2 separate regions of the Homo sapiens genome follow, and region 2 is linked to region 1. A link is a loop called in an ENCODE intact Hi-C map of the cell type or tissue named here. Cell type or tissue: PC-3. All regions are shown on one strand. Each heading gives the region's core, and the rest is flanking DNA. Links, peaks and the distances in the headings are about the cores only.

Region 1 (10,783 bases), core at 1,884-9,883:
CGCTGACAAAAATACATGGTTTAGTCACCAAAAAATAACATTCCTCTACTCCACCCATCTCCAAAAAACATAATTGTACACAGTTCAAATGGCTTAGATCCAAAGCAGGCAATAACGAATGTTGGCAAGGACGTGGAGAAAAGGGAACCCTTGTACACTGTTAGTGGGAATGTAAATTAGTACAACCACTATGGAGAACAGTTCAGAGGTTCCTCAAAAAAACTAAAAATAGAGCTACTGTATGTTCCAGCTGTCTCACTGCTGGGTATATACCCAAAGAAAGGAAATCAGGATATCGAAGTGATATTTGCCCTCCCATGTTTGTTACAGCACCATTCACAATAGCCAAGATTTGTAAGCAAGCCAAGAGTCCATCAACAGATGAATGGATAAAGACAATGTGGCACATATACACAATGGAGTATATTCAGCCATTAAAAAAGAATGAGATTCTGTCATTTGCAACAACATGGATGGAATTGGAGGTCATTATGTTAAGTTAAATAAGCCAGCAGGGAAAGATAAATGTCACATGTTCTCACTTACTTGTGGGATCTAAAATCAAAACAATTGAATTCATGGACATAGAGAGTAGAAGGATGGTTACCAGAGGCTGGGAAGGGTAGTGGAGGTTGGGGGGAAAGTGAGGATAATTAATGGGTACAAAAAAATATAGAATAAATAAGACCTACTGTTTGATAGTACAACAGGGTGACTATAGTCAATGATAACTTAATTGTACATTTTAAAATAACTAAAAGGGTATAATTGGATTGTTTGTAACACAAAGGATAAATGCTTCAGGGGATGGATACTCTATTCTCCAAGATGTGATTATTATGCATTGCATGCCTATATCAAAACATTTCATGTACCTCATAAATCTATATACCTAGTATGAACCCACAAAATTTAAAATTTAAAAAAGATAATTTTTATAGTGATTCATTCCATAAAAATATCTTAAAGGTTGTGTCATAGAGAGGGATTGGTTGGAGATGAAGTGCTATTTTAATTTAGTGATCTGAAATGACATCTCATTATCCTAGGCAAACTAACACAGAAGCAGAAAACCAAATGCCACATATTCTCACTTGTAAGTGGGAGCTAAACATTGGGTACACATGGATACAAAGATGGGAAAGATAGACAGTGGAGACCATAAGAGGGAGGAGGAATAAAGGGAAGCAAAGGCTGAGAAACTACCTCTCGGGTACTATGCTTATACCTGGGTGACAGGATCAATCTACCCCAAACCTGCCCATGTAACAATATACCCATGTAACAAACCTGCACATGTACCCCTGAAACTAAAATAAAAGTTGAAGGCCAGGAACGGTGGCTCACACCTGTAATCCCAGCACTTTGGGAAGCCAAGGCGGGCAGATCACTTGAGGCCAGGATTTAGAGACCAGCCATGGCCAACATGGTGAGACCCTATCTCTACCAAAAATACAAAAAAAAAAAAATTAGCCTGGCGTGGTGGTGCTCACCCGTAATCCCAGCTACTCTGGAGGCTGAGGCACAAGAATTGCTTGAACCTAGGAGACGTAAGTTGCAGTGAGCCAAGATTGCACCACTACACCCCAGCCTGGGCGATAGAGTGAGACTGTCTCAAAAATAAAATAAAATAATAATAATAATAAATAAAATAAAGGTTGAAGAAAAAAGAAAAAAAAAGAAATGGCCTCTCATGCTAAAAAGTAAGAAAATGCTCAAAAGACAAAATGATGGGATTATTTCCAAGGGACCCAGTAGCCAATTAAAAGATCATCCAATGGCCAAAGCTGGAACCATTTGAGCAACCAAATCAATAAGATAGTATTGGATTATGGCCCAAAGTATAAAATAAATATCCATGAGTCTGTGTTGATATAAACAAAAAAGAGTGACTAAGTTAACAAAAGGAGAAGAGACAAATCTGCTATACCAAAAAAAATACCAAATAGTTTATGCAGATACCATACCCTCCAGGAGCTGGAGTGCAGTGGCACAATCATAGCTCACCACAGCCTTGACTTGCCAGGCTCAAGCAATTCTACCTCAGCCCCACAAGCAGCTGGGACCACAGGCATGCACTGCCATGCCTGGCTAATTTTTTCAAAAATTTCTTGTAGAGACAGTGTCTCACTATGTTGCCCAGGCTGGTCTTGAACTTCTGAGCTCAAGCGATCCTCCCGCCTCAGCCTCCCAAAACGCTGGGATTTACAGGCATAAGCCACTGCTCCCCACCTAGTATTAATAATTGTAATGATAATCCAAAGAAATATTTTAATACTTTTAAAATCTTAAAGCCACATGAAGTTAAAATTTATATTTCTATATATATTGTTGTGGCGGAAAGGTATAAGGTGGTCAATTCAAAAAACTTTCAAACAGAAAAATATATACTATATTAGGAAAAAGTCTGTAGAAGAAGTAGAATGAGAAAAAAGAAAAATAGAGATTTGCCAACAGTTTGAGTTATGTTTTAGGTGGAGGATGGTGGCTATTACATCACAATGGTATTTACATTCCATTGGGTGTATTTTAAGAGATGATGCAACAGCTTTATTTTTTATGTCAATATTTACAATGGGCCAGAAGTTGTATTCTTCATATTCATGTACACCTGTGATTTTAAAAAAAAATCAGGAACAATTTAAAGAAGTACAAAATGGTAGATAATTTTTCAAAATTTTTTTTTTTTTTTTTTTTTTTTGAGACAGTCTTGCTCTGTCGCCCAGGCTGGAGTGCAGTGACCTGATATGGGCTCACTGCAACCTCTGCCTCCTGGGTTCAAGCAACTATCATGCCTCAGCCTCCATAGTAGCTGGGACTACAGGTGCATGCCACCATGCCTGGCTAATTTTTGTATCTTAAGTAGAGACAGGGTTTCACCATGTTGGCCAGGCTGGTCTCAAAGTCCTGACCCCGGCCCCCCAAAGTTCTGGGATTACAGTCATGAGCCACCATGACCAGACTCAAAATCCTTTTCAGGAACATGTGAGCAAGGTTTTTTGAAGACCATAGGCCTATCCAATGCCCATTCTCTCTCATTTCTTTCTGTTCCTTATGCCAAAGCTGTAGGCAATGTGTCCAGCTAAAGATCTACCTTTCCAAGTCTCTTTGCAGATACATATTATCAAGGTCTGGCCAATAAGCTGTGCACGTTGCCATTCCTCTCTTCCATATTGAATGTGAACACAATAGCTGTAGCTCTAGCAGACAGCTTGAACTTGCACGAAGAATAGCAATAGTGAAAACACAGAAGGAACCTGAGTTCTAAATAACTTTGTGACCCAAACTACCTACCTCCAGATTTTGTTTAGGTAGAAAAGGGCAAATCCATTTATGTTTAAGTTACTGTTATTTAGGATTTTCTGTTACACATGGCCAAATCTAATCCTGACCAATAGAGTGGCTGTAGCATACATTATATAATCAATCAGATGTTGAACATTTAGATTATTGCCAGATTTTGCTGTTTATTATACATCACACTGTGATCCTTATTTGATGTATCTTCATACACATTCAGAGTTATTTTTCCAGGAGATAATCTAAGAAGTAAATTCTGGGTCAAGAATGTTTTGATACATATTGCAAATTTTTTCCTTCACAAAAGCTAATTTATATTTATGTCAATAGTGTATGAGACGGTGGAATTCCACATTCTTTCATCGTCATTGGGCAGTCTTTTTTTTCTAAATATTTGCAAATCGATAAGGAAAAAAGGTTTGTTTGTATTTTTTGATAACTAATATAGTTAAACTTTTTTCTATTTATCTGCCATTGGATAAAATTGTCATTTTATCTTTATTGTTTAAAAAAAATTAAGAAAAAGAGCCAAAAGTGTTTTTTACTTTAAATTTTATTTTTTTATTTCATTTTTCCATAAGTTATTGGAGTACAGGTGGTATTTGGTTACAAGAGTAAGTTCTTTCATGGTGATTTGTGAGATTTTGGTGCACCCATCAGCCAGGCAGTACACACTGCACCCTATTTGTAGTCTTTTATCCCTCACCCCCTTCCCACTCTTCCCCCTAAGTCCTCAGAGTCCATTGTATCATTCTTATGCCTTTGTGTCCTCATAGCTTAGCTCCCACATATCAGTAAGAACATACGATGTTTGGTTTTCCATTCCTGAGTTACTTCACTTGGAATAATAGTCTCCAGTCTCATCCAGGTCACTGCAAATGCAGTGGCCTTTTTTCATTTCTTTTTATGACTGAGTAGTATTCCATCATCTATATATACCACAGTTTCTTTATCAACTTGTTGATTGATGGGCATTTGAGTTGGTTCCACGATTTTGCAATCATGAATTGTGCTGCTATAAACATGCATGTGCAAGTATCTTTTCCAAATAATGACTTCTTTTCCTCTGGGTCGATACCCAGTAGTGGGATTGCTGGATCAAATGGTAGTTCCACTTTTAGTTCTTCAAGGAATCTCCACAGTGTTTTCCATAGAGGCTGTACTAGCTTACATTCCCATCAGCAGTGCACAAGTGTCCCCTGATCACCGCATCCATGCCAACATCTACTGTTTTTTGCTTTTTTTATTATGGCCATTCTTGCAGGAGTAAGGTGGTATCGCATTGTGGTTTTGATTTGCATTTCTCTGATCATTAGTGATGTTGTGCATTTTTTCATATGTTCGTTGGCCATTTGTATATCTTGACAGTTGTCTATTCATGTCCTTAGCCCACTTTTTGATGGGATTGTCTGTTTTTTTCTTACTGATTTGAGTTTGTTGTAGATTCTGGATATTAGTCCTTTGTGAGATGCGCAGATTGTGAAGATTTTCTCCCATTCTGTGGGTTTTCTGTTTAGTCTGCTGACTGTTCCTTTTGCCTTGCAAAAGCTCTTTAGTTTAATTAGGTCCCAACTATTTATCTTTGTTTTTATTGCATTTGCTTGCAGGTTCTTGGTCACAAAATCCTTGCCTAAGCCAGTGTCTAGGAGGGTTTTTCCAATGTTATCTTCTAGAATTTTTATAGTTCCAGGTCTTAGGTTTAAATTCTTAATCCATCTTGAGTTGATTTTTGTATAAGATGAGGATCCAATTTCATTCTTCTACATGTGGCTAGCCAAGAGCGAAAAGTATTTTTGTTTCAGATTATTTGAAGGTTGGAGAACTACAAGTGAAGCTACCTCTAGGATCTCTGTTTATATAAAGCTTCATGGCAACAGAGAAGTTGTCTATCTTACACTGTGTCCATTTACTGGCAAGTAGTAGGCAACTCATTGAACATTTGTTGAATGCATGAAAGCCATTATCTTATTACAGTATATGACTTTGGGCAAGTAGTTTTCTAATCAGTTTCCCAGTTCATAAACTAACAAGATTGAATAAATCTATGTCATGGTCTCTTCCAAGTCCAACAATTTTTTATTCAAAGAGAGATCCAAGTAATGCCCACAAAGCATCATATGGGAAAGACTCCCTTCCTTTGCAGCTATTTCTACTGATCAGAAGAACCAGAGGCAAAAAATAATAATAGAAAATTAGAATTTAACATTCCTTTGTGCTCCTCTTCTTCCAAATTACTAGACAATAAAAGAGTTACAAAGGCAGTAAGAAACACAGAGAAAGTCCCTCCTCCCTTGAATTTGCCCTTTGGGGACTAGTGGTGGTTCCTAGTTTCAACCCAAAGTCCATATTCTCTTGTTCTGTTGGAGCCTAGATTTTGAAGTCAGAGAGAGGTGGGTTTCATTGAGCAAGTCATCAAACTCCCCAAGCCTGCATTCCTTATATATAAATTAGGGATAACCATACCCATCCCATAGGATTAAATAAGATACATGCCCAGCACAAAGCCCACTGTATAGGAGATGCTCAGTCAATATTAGTTTCCATGATGTGCCCAATTCCGAACATCTGAGGGGGCAAGCAAATGTAGCAGTGGGTTTTTTTCTAGAAAAGCCCCCACATTGGAATTAGTCATGGTTTCTGGCTACATAATTTCAGATTCTCACTCTCTGCCTCTCCTGGAGATTCTGAGAGTTTCCTAATACCCTTTCAAAAATTCCTTTGCTACTTAAATGAGCCAGAGTGGATTCCACTGTCTGCAACATAGAATCAAGACCATTATAGTTCCTATGGAAGTTCACATTTAACAGATCATTTAGTCCAAATCCCAGAAGAAGAGCTTCATTGGAAAGAAGTGTTTGTCTATCCATGCAGTGTAGCTCCTAGTCCTGACTCTAATACGGTTTCGTATTTTGCCTTAATCAACTCATGTGTAAATTGTCTTATTAGTTCAGCAGGAGCCCCTTAGAAACAGAGGCAGCCTCTTGAGATCCACTGGAAAAGGCCCAGAAGGACAAGTCACAGATGGAGAGGTAAGGTCTTGGGCCTACCACTGGAAACCCACCTAGTCCAAGGTAAGTCCTTTCAATTCCTTAAGTCTTGGTTCCCTGTGAAATAAGAAACTGGCATGTGGCCCAGGGAACTGACATGAAATCAAAGAGAAAATGGACGTGAAGAGCCCTGGTCAATCGCAGATCCAAGAAGCAACTTAAATAGTGTCCACTTCCATCTCTCTTCCCTAGAAGCAGGGATTGAGTCATGGCTTCCTCTTCTAAGGCACTTAACCCAGTGATTAGGTCTCTTGGACCGGGGCAGGACCAACACGTGGGGCATATCGCCCTCTGGTGGGCTTAAATGGAAAGGGTATGGTTTTCAAACGGGCTGCAAGGCTACAAAAACAGAACTCACAGAATCGTGGAATTTCAGAAGTGAAAGAGATCTTTGACACCATTTAGTCTAACATCCTCATTTACTGATGGGACAATGAAAGACCCAAGAGTGAGAGTGACTTGCCTAAGGTCACACCAAGGACAACTGTCAGAGCCAAGGCCAGACCTCAAACCCTCGACCCCCATCCAGGGCCAAGGTCCTTCTCTCTGCCATGAAACACCAAACCTTCATGTTTGTGGTTCATATCCCTACATCCCTGAGCCCTTGACCCAGCTCAGCCATGCTGTCAGCAGCAGCAGGTTAGCTGGATTCTGCCCAAGATTGGGTAATTTCCCCACCCAGTTATATTGTCAAAAAGTTATGTTATTCTCTTTAAAATGTACCATGTTAATGTTTTGCTTTTGGTACAAATAACCCAAGCTATAACTATGGCAACTTCTTGGAAACATGGAAAGAAAACACTTCTCAGCTGGGTGTGGTGGCTCACGCCTGTAATCCTAACACTTTGGGAGGCTGAGGTGGGTGGATGACGAAGTCAAGAGATCGAGACAATCCTGGTCAACATGGTGAAACCCCGTCTCTACTAAAAATACAAAACTTAGCTGGGTGTGGTGGTGGTGTGCCTGTAGTCCCAGCTACTTGGGAGGCTGAGGCAGAAGAATGGCTTGAACCTGGAAGGCGGAGGTTGCAGTGAGCTGAGATCACACCACTGCACTCCAGCCTGGGTGACAGAGTGAGTGAGACTCCGTCTCCATTTAAAAAAAAAAAAAAAAAAGAAAACACTAGTAAGCATAACTGGATAATTCTAAGAGAAAAGAACAACAGAATACCTGATTTCTACACAAGTTAGAGAAAGACCCTTTATTTTAAAGACCAATCTCTGCCACAGGTGTTTATCTATGAAGCTAGAACAGTTCAGAGGGCTTCAAAGCAAACCCTCCTCATGCCAACACAGCTGCCAGCCCACGCATGATTTCCATAAGAACCCACACTCAAGCAGTTCCAATTTGCCATTTTAATAAATGCCGAAAGAAGCGGTCATGTTGGGTCTTTGCAATGGAGAGGAAATGTCCTTTTTAATGGGATTTTTGGAAGTCTTTATTTTCTAAGTCCCTTTGGAAACTAAACACACATAAACACACACACACACACACACACACACACACGGAAAACTTCAACCAAAGTAGGATTCAAATAAGCCACCTGAGTTCTGTCCCCAGAAAGAGCAGGTGGGGGAAAAAGTGGTAAGTAGGTGAGGTGATGGATATGTTAATTAGTTTGATTTAATATTTTATGACATGTATATATATAACCATCACATTATACCTCTTAAACAGATACAATTATTATTCATCAATTGAAAAAAAGAAAAGAAAGGAAGGAAGGATAGAAAAGAAAGAAAGCAAAGAAGGAAGGAAGGAAGGAAGGTAGGGAGGGAGGGAGGGGAAGGGGGGAGGGAGAGGCAGAAGGGGAGGGGAGGGGAGGGAAAGGGAGGGGAGAGGAAGGAAGGGAGAGGAGGGGAGGGAAGGCAGAAAGGAAGGAAGGAAGAGAAAGAAAAAGCAAGAGAAACCTTGAGTGAGTCACTTGTCCTCCCACTCTCTGCATGGCCTAGCTTTCTCGTTGATAGTAGAGGGCCATCAGGTAGGCCCTGCTAGCTTTGCAGGGCTACTGAGAGAATCTAGTGCAGGAGTCCCCAGCCTCCAGGCAGTGGACTGGTACTGTCTGTGGCCTGTTAGGAACCAGGTCACACAGCAGGAGCTGGGCGAGCATTACCACCTGAGCTCCCCCTCCTGTCAGATCAGCAGCAGCATTAGAGCACAAACCTTACTATGAACTGCGCATGAGAGGGATCTAGGTTGTGTACTCTTTATGAGAATCTAATGCCTGATAATCTCAGGTGGAGCAGTTTCATCCCGAAACCATCCCCTCAACCTTGTCAGTGGAAAAAAATGTCTGCCACAAAACCGGTCCCTGGTGCCAAAAAGGTTGGGGACCACTGATCTAGTGGACTTTGTCCAAAGATCACAAAGCAACACAAATGTACAGATTTTTAATCACCCACAGTGGAATAACCTGGCCATTCCTCTCATTTCTTGACGAATCCCTGAAGCTTAGCCTGATTCACTGCTCTGTCTCTTTACTATTATCACTCAATACTAACAATAGCTGATAGCAGCATTATTTTATGAGGTTTGCATGAGTTGAATCAATCATCACAAAAACTCTATAAAGATGTCACTGTTAATCATTACCACTCCAAAGATGGAAAAACTTAGGCTCAGAGAGGTTAAGTAACTTATCCAAGATCGCACAACTCATAAGTGGAAGAGCCAGGGTTGAACTCAAGTCCACCCAACTTCAGAGTCTATGCTTTTAAACCCAACCCCACTCTGAAGATCATCAATTACATATGTGTATGCAGACCAACTTCCTTATCATCCTAGTTAAATTCCAGCAGGGACTAGGACTTCGGGTATCAAAAGTCAAAAATCACTCAAAAGGTTCTGTTTTGGGTTTGAGCCCTGGGTGGTATCCCCCCAGAGGCACATCTAAATTAAGTTTTCATAATCGTTCTAAACATTTTTGTGTCACTCTGCCTCCTTCTAGCAACATAGGCACAGATACTTAATCAGAGCCTGATGGGAAGTAATACCACATTGGAAGCACATTTGGCTTTTTCTCCTTCTGAAAGCAATATGATATTTTTAGAAAGAATAAAGGCTTGGGAGTAAGACAGACCTGGATTAGAGACCCAACTCTGCTGTCTCTTCTACCTGTGTGATCTTGAATGTTATTCATTCTGGGTCTCATTCCCCTAAACTTGAGAAATGTAGAGAATAACATCAGTATCATATTGTTGTCATGAGGATTAACTCAGCCTCAGCTAGAGTTTTTAGCACTGTGTCTGGGAAGCACATAGCAGGCATTTAAGAAATGACAGCAATTAGTAGACAACCAGCCTGCCAAATACAGAGGCTTCCTTTTCTCATGTGCCAACCCCAGTAGCAAGAGGTGAGAGCAGACACTGGGGGAGAAGGAGACAAACATCTGTGACCCACAGCATCCCGTAGCAAGACATGCATGGGTTTTGGACTGATTCCCAGCTCTGTTTTGTGACTTGGGCAAATTACTCAATTTCGCTGAGTCTCAATTTCCTTCCCCGTAAATGGAGGCAATATATCTTCATTACATACCTTCACATTGTTTACCACCTAGTCAAGAAATCAGGATATAGGCGTGAAAATAAAAGGAAGATTACAGCATCTCACATATGAGCTTTTAAAGATACTTCAACGAAAGCTACTGAGTTAAAGATTCTGAACTACCTTTATTTATCGTAAGAAATGAGATAAGCTACAGGAGCTGCTAATGATACAATAAAAGATCAGTTTCTGGAATGTCCTATGACTAGATTGTTTCAAACAAAACAATATTTATTTGCTTAATTTTACTCAAAAAGAGAATTACTTTCAAGCATATTTTACATTTGTACATATCCTTCAAACTTTTTAAATTATAAAAGCATTGTAGGTACATAACTAAGAGAAGCTATTGTAATATACAATAGGAGACATGCACAAGAATGTCAAAAACAATATTCTTGGCAAGGAACCCAACTATCTACCAACAGATAATAAATAAATTATGGTTTTGGTTTTGGTTTTGGTTTTCGAGACAGAGTCTCACTCTGTCGCCCAGGCAGGAGTGCAGTGGCACGATCTCAGCTTACTGCAACCTCCACCTCCCGGGTTCAAGCAATTCTCCTGTCTCAGCCTCCCAAATAGCTGAGACTACAGGTGCATACCACCACACCCAGCTAATTTTTGTATTTTTAGTAGAGACGGGGTTTCGCCATGTTGGCCAGGATGGTCCCAATCTCTTGACCTCATGATCCACCCCGCCCCCCTTGGCCTCCCAAAGTGCTGAGATTACAGATGTGAGCCACCGCACCTGGCCCTAAATTATGTATTTATGCAATGCAACGCTGTGCAGTGAAGACAATGAAATTATAGCTCCAAGCAGCATGGATAAATCCTAGAAGCATAATATTGAATGAAAAGAAGTAACTCTTGGAGTACTACATGTAAGTGTGATA
Region 2 (10,783 bases), core at 892-8,891, 110 kb before region 1:
TATTAATTTGCTTAGGATATTAGCCTTGAACTGCATCCATGTTGCTGCAAAAAACATGATTTTGTTTATTTTTATGGCTGCGTAGTATTACACAGTATGTATGTATTACATTTTCTTTGTCCAGTCTGCCACTGATAGGCATCTAGATTGAGTCCACATCTTTGTTATTGTGAAAAGTGCTGCAATGAACATATGGGTGCATATGTCTTTTTAGTAGAACTATTTATATTTCTTCGGGTATATACCCAGTAATGGGTTTGCTGTGTCAAATGGTAGTTTTGTTTTAAGTTCTTTGAGAAATCTCCAAACTGCTTCCCTGAACTAACTTACATTCCTACCAGCAGTGTATAAGTGTTCCCTTTTCTCCGCAACCTTGCCAGCACCTGCTATTTTTTGACTTTTTAATAATAGCCATTCTGACTGGTTTAAAGTGGTGTCTCATTGTGGTTTTGGTTTGCATTTCTCCAGTGATTAGTGATGTGGAGCATGTGGACTAGTTGTGAGAACAATTTCTATCTACACAGAACTACTCAATAAATATTTGTTGAATTAATGAATAAATTTAAATTGAAGAATGAATAGCTGAGGCCTAAGAGGACGACAATGCCTAGAAGGATTATAGACTTTGGGTTGGAAAGAATCTTGGGGATACTACAGAGTTGGAGGATATTCAAGTTTACCAAAGGAAACAATGAGAAAATGGAAACTTGAGCAGATTTTGGACTTCCCCGGACTGGTCTCCACAAACTCCCCACCCTACTTTCCTCCAAGTTAGTTGCTCCAGAGGTCCTAGTTTTTTGGCACCAGTTGAGCTACACAAAGTTGCAGAGTCATGATCTTTCCCCATGGGTCCCAAGATTGGCGACTTGCCTCAAAGACACTGAAGAGCAAATGGACCTCCACCCAAGAAAATTGAGCAGGTCCTCAAGAGAATCTCCTGCTTTGTTCTTCCCTGATTGTTGCAGCAGAATCAGGTGAGAGAAATCCAGCTGGGGGCATCTGGTGGAAGTGGCCCTGAGGGTTTCTTCTTTCGTTGTATAAGTTATTTGTTCAAACCGATTTGTTAAAACTTGTGGATTCCACTGGTGAGATCATGAGCACATTCATTTTCTCCTCCCAGAAGCAATTTTTTCTTGTGTCATCCTCAGCATTCTCTCCAGATGAAGCATCTTTTCTGTTTTTTTTACTGCATAATAACTCCTCTTGGATTCTGCAACTTGACATGAAATATTATCTGTCTTACTGCCAAATTTAAAATTCATGTGTTAGCTAACTACTGAGAAAAAAAAGGATCTTAACCTTGTGTCATAAGTCAATATAAATCCTATGAGATTAAAAAGTATGGGTTAAAAAATAAGCCACAAAAGCAGTAAGAAACATATAAATGAATATTCATAGCACCTTATAGTAGTGCTATAACTTCTAAATATGGCACTAAAGGTAGAAGCCACACAGGAAAAATAATGAATGGATTCAGCTATAAAAAAAAATTAAACTTCTGGAGTGAAAAACTGAAGACTAGGGGTCAGAAGTGAGGAGGTGATCAACTTGTCATTATGTGCCTTTTTGTACTGCTTTTGTGCCTATGGATTTCAAATCCATAGTTTTTAAAATTTGAAATTATTTTCAAATGAAATAATCATGTAAAAAATGTAAACTTCCATAGTCAAAACAATAAAGGACAAATAATAGAGTAAAAAGGAAAATGCAACATCTTTCATAGACATAGGTTACTACATTTAATATGTGAGGAGCTAATAAATATTAATAATGCCATGTAACCTTGTGTTCAGAAATGGTCTTGGCAGACAGACAAATCGAGTCAGCCCCAGTGCTCCTTCTTGCCAACTGTATGACTTGGGCCACGTTCTTTCCTTGCCTTCTTCCTTCTCTGCAAAATGAGGAAAATGCCCTCTATGGTATAAGAAAAATAACTGGTCTTTGTCTCATTTCCTGGCACAGAGATCCTTAGAATCCTGGGAATTTCCTTAGTGATGAAGGTGGTAGGAGCAGTTTCTGTTCTATAAGGTGACCCTTGGTGGGCTCCTAGATAGCTTCAGGATGGGGGATGTTCACCAGGGAGACCCATCCTTGATTAAAAGCTTGGAATTTTCAACCCAACCTCCAGGGAGGGGAGAGGAGCTGGAGATGGAATCAACTGCCAATGCGTAATGATTTAATCAATCATGCCTACATAATAAAAACCTCCATAAAAACTCCTAAACAGTGGGGTTCTGAGAGCTTCCGAATTGGTGAACACATCCACATTTCAGGGAAGTGGCACCCCGCAACTCACATGGGCAGAGGCTCCTGCCATCTGGACCCTTCCAGACCTCATTCTATAAAGGTTTGCCTGTTGATTTGTATCCTTTAAAATAAACCAGTAACAGGCTGGGCACGGTGGCTCATCCCTCTAATCCTAGCACTTTGGGAGGCCAAGGCAGGTGGATCGCTTGAGCTCAGGAGTTGGACACCAGCCTGGACAACATGGCAAAGCCCCATCTCTACAAAAAATTAGCTGGGCATAGTGGTATGCACCGATAGTCCCAGCTACCTGGGGAGCTGAAATGGGAGGATCACTTGATCCTCCTTGAGCCCAGGAGGTTGAGGCTGCAGTGAGCCATGATTACGTCACTGCACTCCAGCCTGGGTGACAAAGTGAGACCCTGTCTCAAAAAAAAAAAAAAAAAATTAAAATTAAATAAACCAGTAACAGTAAATAATGTGTTTTCTTAGGGGGAATAGAGAAGAAAGAAAAAAGCTACGATACACTATTACAAAAGTACAGGAGAGCAAAAAAAAAAAAAAGTTTAAAAATAATGAAGTGCTTTCCTGAGTTCTGTGAGTCATTCTAGCAGATAATCAAACCTGAGGAGAGGGGTCATGGGAACCCCAGTTTGTAGCCATTGGTCAGAAGTACAGATGACCCAGTACTTGCAACTGCCATCTAAAATGGAGGCAGTCTTATGGGACTGAGCCCTTAAACCTTAGAGTCTGACACTAACTTCAGGTAGTTAGTGTCAGAATTGAATAGAATTACAAGACTCCCAGGTGGTGTCAGAGAGTAGAAGTGGTGTTGGAAAAGATACCACATACATGGTGTCAGGAGGAAGTAAGACCTCCTACTTTTTCACACAGTTACTATAAGCATAAGATGACAGAATTTAGCAAACAGTGAGCCCCAGTATTAGTATTATCATTGCTACTAGAAAAAAAAATAACCCACCAATTGGAACATGAACGAAGATAATTAATAGGTAATTCACAAAAGAAGAAAAGCAAATGATCAAACAGCAAACAGGATGTTCAATGTCATCAATCATTAAAGAACTGCATCTTAAAATTAGATACCAGTTTCTACTCATCTAATAATTGCCAAATATTAAAAATAATGGCAATGCCAGGTGTCGACAAGGAGTCACTTCAATGGGAGTGTAAATGGTATAGTTTCCTTAATGGCAAGGAGGCCGCTTGTGTCAAAAGTCGTGAAAATTATATGTATGTCCTTTGACCTCACTATTTTATTTCTTCTCCAAAAAAGGAGAAGAAAAACATAAATTTGCACAAATATTAGCTGCAAAGATGCTCCTTATGGCATTACTCATAACAACAAAAAGAAAAAAATTGGAAGCCATCTAAAAACCCTATATCCAGGGAAATCATTAAATAAATTATGTCTTTAGTTGAATATCATGCAGCTATGAAAACAAAAACATTTAATGACAGGAAAGATTTTCATGATATAATAGGTGATTAAGGGGGGTTATAAAATAGTTTATACAGTATTTGAAATTGCATATGTTCATATTTGTTTGATGAAATGTAAGCATATATGTCAAAACATTCAGTGTAGGTTGTCTCTAGGTGCAAAACTACAGGAGACTGTACTTTGCTCCTTACTTATCTGTAAATTCTAAAGTATCTACAATAAACATTCATTACATTCATTACTTGTGACATGACTGTTTAAACAATAAACTTTTTAATGCAATTTTTATTACCCTATTATGAAGATTGAAAATCTATCAAGAAAATTTTCTCTAAAGTGTTCTAAGAAACTAAAAAAAAAAATTATTCTAGTGGGTCTTCTCAGCCTACTCTCAGTTATTTTATTCACTAATTCATTTATTTATTCTTCCAATCTCTACACAACCATAGTGACTGGATTACAGACACAAGTCCAGTGGGATTTCTGTCCCAGTGAGCTCCCAGGTTAATGCTAATCTGAGAACTCAGGACAATAGAGGAAGAATCGAAGAAAGTCATCTGCTGCGAGGGAAAAGGTGAACATATGGGGAAGATCACAGAGAAGAGGCCAGCCTGAGCCTATTACAAGGAGCAGCCAGTGTAGGAGTCAGCCTGGTGGAGAAGAGCAAGTAGCAGAGGGCAGTCCAGGCAGAGGGCCCAGCTTGGGCAAAAGCAAGAAGACATGAAAGTACAGGCACATGTTAATTGACATGGCCAGGACGTGGGGTGACTTTAAGGGAATAGCTAAAGAAAGCTGGTTTGGTCAAGATTTGGTTTGGCATTTTTCTTAATTTGTAAAAAGAAGTAAGGAAGCCATGCAGCATTCTTGCCACCCCATTCATGTTTGATGATAGGGTGACCCTGATAGTTCTTTTTGGTTTTTTTGTTTGTTTTGTTTTTTGTTTTTTGTTTTTGAGACAGAGTCTCACTCGTTGCCCAGGCTGGAGTGCAGTGGCACAATCTCGGCTCACTGCAAGCTCCGCCTCCTGGGTTCATGCCATTCTCCTGCCTCAGCCTCCCAAGTAGCTGGGACTACAGGCGTCTGCCACCACGCCCAGCTAATTTTTTGTATTTTTAGTAGAGACGGGGTTTCACCGCGTTAGCCAGGTTGGTCTCGACCTCCTGACCTGGTGATCTGCCTGCCTCGGTCTCCCAAAGTGCTGGGATTACAGGCGTGAGCCACCGCACCCAGCCTGATAGTTGTAAATATAGTAGACTGGCCCCTCTGCCCTGAGCTGATGGCCACAATGACTTTCAGAAAAGAGCCAAGGAACCCTAAGAGGTCTGAACTTCAGTAGAAACTGGATGGGCCAGTTGCCCCTGGGGGTTCCTTCTTTCTTGTAAAGGTTAAAGGCATAAAACTTTCTCTCTTGTTAAACATTGTACACACCCCAGTGTCAGCCACTCAGCTGAAAAGATAAATACCACAAATAGAATTTTTGGCAGAGCAGTACTGCGTTGAATGAAGAACTGTTGCACAACACTCCTTCCTTACCCTCCTTCCTTACACAACATACACATTTTTACTTTGAGTGGGGAGAAGGTCGGGGGGAGGGGGGAGATTAAAATTGGAACAAGAAATGAAAGCGGGCTGCAAGAAGAAATGTCTGAAATTTCTCAATCAAGAGGGAGAAGCATCTCCCAATAAGGACCAAACATCTGCAGAGCCTTCCCGTCTATTTCTTTTGAGGTTCATCCCTGTGGTCAGAACCCAAAGAATAACCTCCCTTGCCCTTCTGCATCTATCCTTTGACTGTCAATGATGTGCCAGGCACTGTGTCCAGCCAAGGATCTCTCCAGTAAGGACTCTGGGAAAATTCAGAGAAGAATTTCCAAAACCTCCAGCTGCAAACAGTGGTTAGGTTACTAACCAGCACATTAACAATTCAAAAGTGATGAGTGATAATCAAATCTACCCTTTACTCAGCTCTTACTATATACCAAGCACGGTGCTGGGTGGTCTACAAGTTTATCTCACTTAATCCTCAAAACAATGCATGCATCAAGGTCTATTATTATTGTCCCCACTTTAAGATTTAAAAAAACCTGAGGCTGGGAAATGTTAACCCCAGTTTATTCAAGGCTAGTGAGTGGCAGAGCTAGGATAGTTATCGCCTCCCCACCTCTGCTGCCTCCCCTCTCCTCCTCCATTCCAATCTGTTTTCTGGTCTGACTGAGCAATTTGTATTTTCCTGAAGGGACCAGGCATCCACTTCCTCTGCGCCTTTGTTCAAGATATGGTTCTCACTCAGAGAGCCCTGCCCTTCTTCCCCTTGATTAGCTGGCGGTCTCCACAATCTCTTACCCATCAGCTCAACTGTAACTTCCCCCAGGAAACCCTCCTAGACCTCGAAGGCTTCAGATCACATTACATTCAACACAGGGATCCCCTTGTCCTTCTCTGAATGTAACACAACCATGCTTATCTCTAGGCTTTTTGGACATGGTTCCCCTTCCACTTAAAATGGTCTTCATTCACATGTACACACATATATACATGCTTGTTCACATGCATGCACATAAACACCTCTTTCCTCTAATCCCACTCATCCTTCAGGTAGCATAGAAGTCAACAACTCTGAGAATCCTGGTCTGAACCATTCCCACAGCCCACCCCCTCAAGAGGGAGGTGCCTCTGCTCCTCAGCCCTGCAAGACACAATGCTTCCTGCGAATCATACTCTTCACACTGTTTTGTCATTGTTTCCACGTCACAATTAAACTTCTTCAGGGGAGCAAATGCCTCTTGCCTCAGAGCCAAGCACATAATAAGTACTCAGTAACTATTTTTTGAATAAATGAATACTTACCCTGCCTACTTCCTTCTTGTCTGTGCCACTCAAATGTGGAAATAATTATGTGTTCCAAAGTCTTGACTAGGCTTTGGTTGATATTTTCATTGTAACCAGAGATCCCATGCTTCTATGACAAGAAATGAAGAATCCTGGAAGAATAAAAACAAATCCTTGCCATAAGTGTTTTTGAGAACAAACCGCATTGGGGTACATAATATCATTTTTCCAAAGGTAAGAAGTAACTTGGGGTTGAGGAGGGGAAGCATTAGTTAAGAGGAGAAAAGATTTTACTGAAAGTCAAGGCTCTGGTAGTATATCCAAACATTATGAAAATGAGTCATTTATTTGTAAGGAACTATCACATTAGATACTTTCTTTTTTAAAAGTGACTTTTATTTATTTAATTTAAAAGGTCTATATTCAGATAGGTCATTCCTACCTCTATTCTTACCTACTCCATTCCTTTCCCAAAGCCTCATATTGGTAAAAACTTATATAACTTCCTGTAGCGTCTGTCCAGTGTTTCTTTAATGTAAATATAAGCATAAATTTATTTGTTGGTCCCCACCCAACCCTTTTTTTTTTATTTTCTCAACTTTTATTTTAGGTTCAGGGGCTACATGTACAGATGTATTATGGGTAAATTGTGTGCCACTGGGGTTTGGTATACAAATGATTTCATCACCCACGTAGTGCACATGGTACCCAATAGGTAGTGTCCCTCCTCAAGTAGGTCCCTGTGTCTATTGTTCCCTTCTTTTTTTTTTCTTTGTTTACAAAAGACTTTATTATCTAGTGGTACATACTGAGAACATACAGAAATCTGCATGGCCCACTTCACATGCAGTAGAACAATCTTCACTTTACAAGGAGTGTCAACTGTTTTATGCAATAGACAACACTTTAAAGTCACATTCTTAAAGAAAAGTTTCATTTACAAAAGAAATAAAAAGTAAAGCAGCAATTACTACTTTTAAAAAGCAGCTGCTTTGTTCAAGAGCAGAAGGTTTATGCCTGTATTGAAAGACAACATGATCACAGATGATGAAAACAATGAGCAAATTAAAACACTTTTACCATAAAGCAGTACACTTTCAAAATGACATACACATACTTAAAAATTTCATTACCCTGTCTGTCTAACCTTTAAATATGAGGACTTTCAGAATTAGGCCTCAACATTTGTAATTAGTAAATGAAAAGTATGCAGTGTTTCTATGTCACTAGGAACTGTATTTAACAAAATGTATATACAGTCTATAGCAAGTTGATTTTTTAAAAGTAAAGTTAATAAGAAACAGTACACTGAAGGCACTCTATCCATCAAGTGTGTTCTCTTCCAATTTTAAATGTGACGAATAGAACAGAAATTGTAACTATGCCACAGTTGCAATGCCAAAAAAGAAAAACAAGATCAATTATCACGCATGCTAGGAATTCTGCCACAAAACTAACATTCCTCATTTGTCAGTTGTTCCAATAAAATGACATCTTAAAACACCAGAGATGTTGATGGTTTAGCTTACCTTCAGTGTAGTGAATGCTGTACACAACCTGCTTTTTTTTTTAATTTTATTTTACTTCAAGTCTGGGATATATGTGCAGAACGTGCAGGTTTGTTACATAGGTATACATGTGCCATGGTGGTTTGCTGCACCTATCAACCTATCATCTAGGTTTTAAGCCCCACATGCATTAGGTATTTGTCCTAGTGCTCTCCCTCCCCTTGCCCCCTACCCTCCGATAGGCCCCGGTCTGTGATGTTCCCCTCCCTGTGTCCATGTGTTCTCATTGTTCAACTCCCACTTATGAGTGAGAACATGCAGTGTTTGGTTTTCTGTTCCTGTGTTATTTTGCTGAGAATGATGGCTTCCAGCTTCATCCATGTCCCTGCAAAGGACAAGAACTCATTCTTTTTAATGGCTGCATAGTATTCTATGGTGTATATGTGCCACATTTTCTGTAAGGAGACCATCCCTGCAGGCAGGCTCAAGAAGAAACAGACCCCTCTTGGCACTGACTACATCAACGGCATGCTGCTGTGGCCTGCACACACACACACGTAGGAAAACGGGAATATAAACAGCAATTATGCTGGCCATTTTATCTGAAGACCAAAATGAAGCCAAGTCTGCTAAAAACAAATCAACCACCTAATATTACTACTCATTTTATAACAGATGCTTTTGTCTTTAATGTGAACTGCAACCATATACATTAGCACTGTAATTTTGTGCAGTCTTGGCAATTTAAAACAGTTCTATGGTGAAATTTCACATAAGACACGAAACAGATTAACATTTCTAAAAGAAACTCAAATATATCATGCTTCCTCAAATTTGCTGGAGAAATATTTATAAGTTTACATTCATTAATAAAGTGCTGTGAAATTTCTTCAGTCTCTGTATTTACTCAAACCCTTAGAGTTTCTTCATCTTGCTTAAATTTTTTCCTGGATGAAGGCATGCTGCAGAGCCTGGTTGATGCTAATTCATTTAGCTAGGCCCAACATTAGAATCTGGTCCAACAAGTCCTTTAGCTAGTATACTTTTTTACACTGGTCTTCAGGAAGTGTCTGGCACCCAATCAAGTTGGCCAATAGGTCCTTAGTTGGATTAATTGTGCTCATAACAGTAACTATCTCCCTGTCTGTTACTTTATCAACTTCTATGTACATGAAGTTGAGATTTTGATCAAAATGCTGATCTTTGAATACACCTTTTGAATCATCTCATTTGGCATCTGTCCTTTGAGATTCATCACAAGCTTCAACATATGGTTATTGGTTTTGCCAGGAAATAAAATTTTTCCAGTATAGAGTTTAAGGTGCAACCTACTGACCACATATCTATACCATAGTCACAACATTTACCTATAATGATTTCAAGAGCATGATAAAATCTACTGACAAGATAAGGTGTAATGTCATTATCCGCAGCATGTGAAGCCAACCCAAAATTGCAAAGCTTTAAAATAGTTTTTGATGATTAACCAGGATATTGTCTGGCTTGTTGTCTGCATGTAGGATATCGCATCTTTTAAGGAGTTTCAATGCCAGGAAAAACTGCTGACTATGGGATCTTACAGCTTTAATACGAAAACCAATATCTTTATCATATTTCTTTAACATCTCTCATAAGTTCATACTGAGAGGCTCAAATATGAGACAGAGATGCTGTTTGTGATAGAAGCGCCTGAAGAGTGCAGACAATGAAGTTTGTCATCAGGATCAGCATCAAATTCTTTCAAGAGCTCTAGTTCTTTTAAACCAGTCTTTTGCATGAGCTCATTGTTTCTGATGACCTTTACAGCCACTTCTTGGTTGGCTCTTGCATTATCTCTGGCTCATAAAACATTACTGAATACACCTTGCCCAGTGTAGCCATACACATTGTAACATTTATCTAGGACTTCACCTATGTTCACATGATAATAGCCTTCTGCATCAGTCCAGTTATCTCTGAGGTTGGGATTCTCTTTGAATCTTACCCATTGCCAGCAACCCAAAGGCAAGCACTATCAAAATAGTCAGCAAACATCATCAGATTCTGTAAAACTTATCAAGTGCCAACAACTTCTTCTGAGATGAACTATTATTCTGTTCAACTGTCATTAGATTGTGCTTGGCTTTCACTGAGGCCTGAAATGTATCAACATTTTCCCGTTCATACTCTTTAACGTCAGCAGCTACTCACTCCAGAGTGTCATCTGGAGAAGGTGATCATGTTTTCATACTGCTCTGGGGGATGCTTGGTTAAGATGACATGGACATATTGCTATCTTCAGCAAGATATTTATATTTCTGGACAATTGCCTGCCTTTGGATTCTTCTCTGTTCTATTAGGGCTTCTTCATCTTCTTCCTCCACATCAAAATCTTCAAGCTTATCATCAGACAAAGATTCCTGCTCAATTTTCATTCCTTCAGAAACACTTCCTTTAAATTTATCTTCCTTTACTTTGCTTCTGCTCCTTCATCTACGACCACCCCATGATCGAGGCCACCTTCTCAAGCATGATCTGCTCCTCCAACCTCTGTCCCTTTTCTGAGGAGACCTGCTTCTTCTTGGAGACCTGATTTTTGTGCTATGCCTGAGTGGGGAATAAGACCTCCTTTTAATGGGAGATCTACTACTTCTTCGGGTTGGAGACCACCTATTAATGGGGCTGGCATCTTTTAATCTTTCACATCTATTGAGGATATCATCTTGAGGTTGTGTTCTTGAAGAAGAAGGTCGTCTTC

Evidence for each region. Hi-C counts contacts between places; a loop is a spot of excess contacts. Peaks named below come from ENCODE experiments on the same cell type or tissue, not always from the same donor. Only the 100,000 strongest peaks of a DNase experiment are listed, where the experiment ranks them.
Region 2: a loop joins it to region 1, with 4 times the contacts of the local background. A loop is called at or near these places in 3 of 110 quality-filtered maps.

What each region holds. Positions count from the first base shown.
Region 1 is chr9:114,734,888-114,745,670 of GRCh38, reverse strand. No RefSeq gene overlaps it. Among named protein-coding and RNA genes, the nearest start is that of TEX48, 58 kb to the right of the region's middle. RefSeq lists an enhancer at 6,636-6,685. In PC-3, for the core only: a CTCF peak has its summit at 6,638 (motif pointing left); a DNase peak (open chromatin) is centred at 6,600; H3K27ac peaks cover 3,466 bases.
Region 2 is chr9:114,846,790-114,857,572 of GRCh38, reverse strand. It overlaps the pseudogene LOC645266. Among named protein-coding and RNA genes, the nearest start is that of TNFSF15, 46 kb to the right of the region's middle. In PC-3, for the core only: no CTCF peak of the experiment used is centred there; a DNase peak (open chromatin) is centred at 5,162; H3K27ac peaks cover 3,309 bases.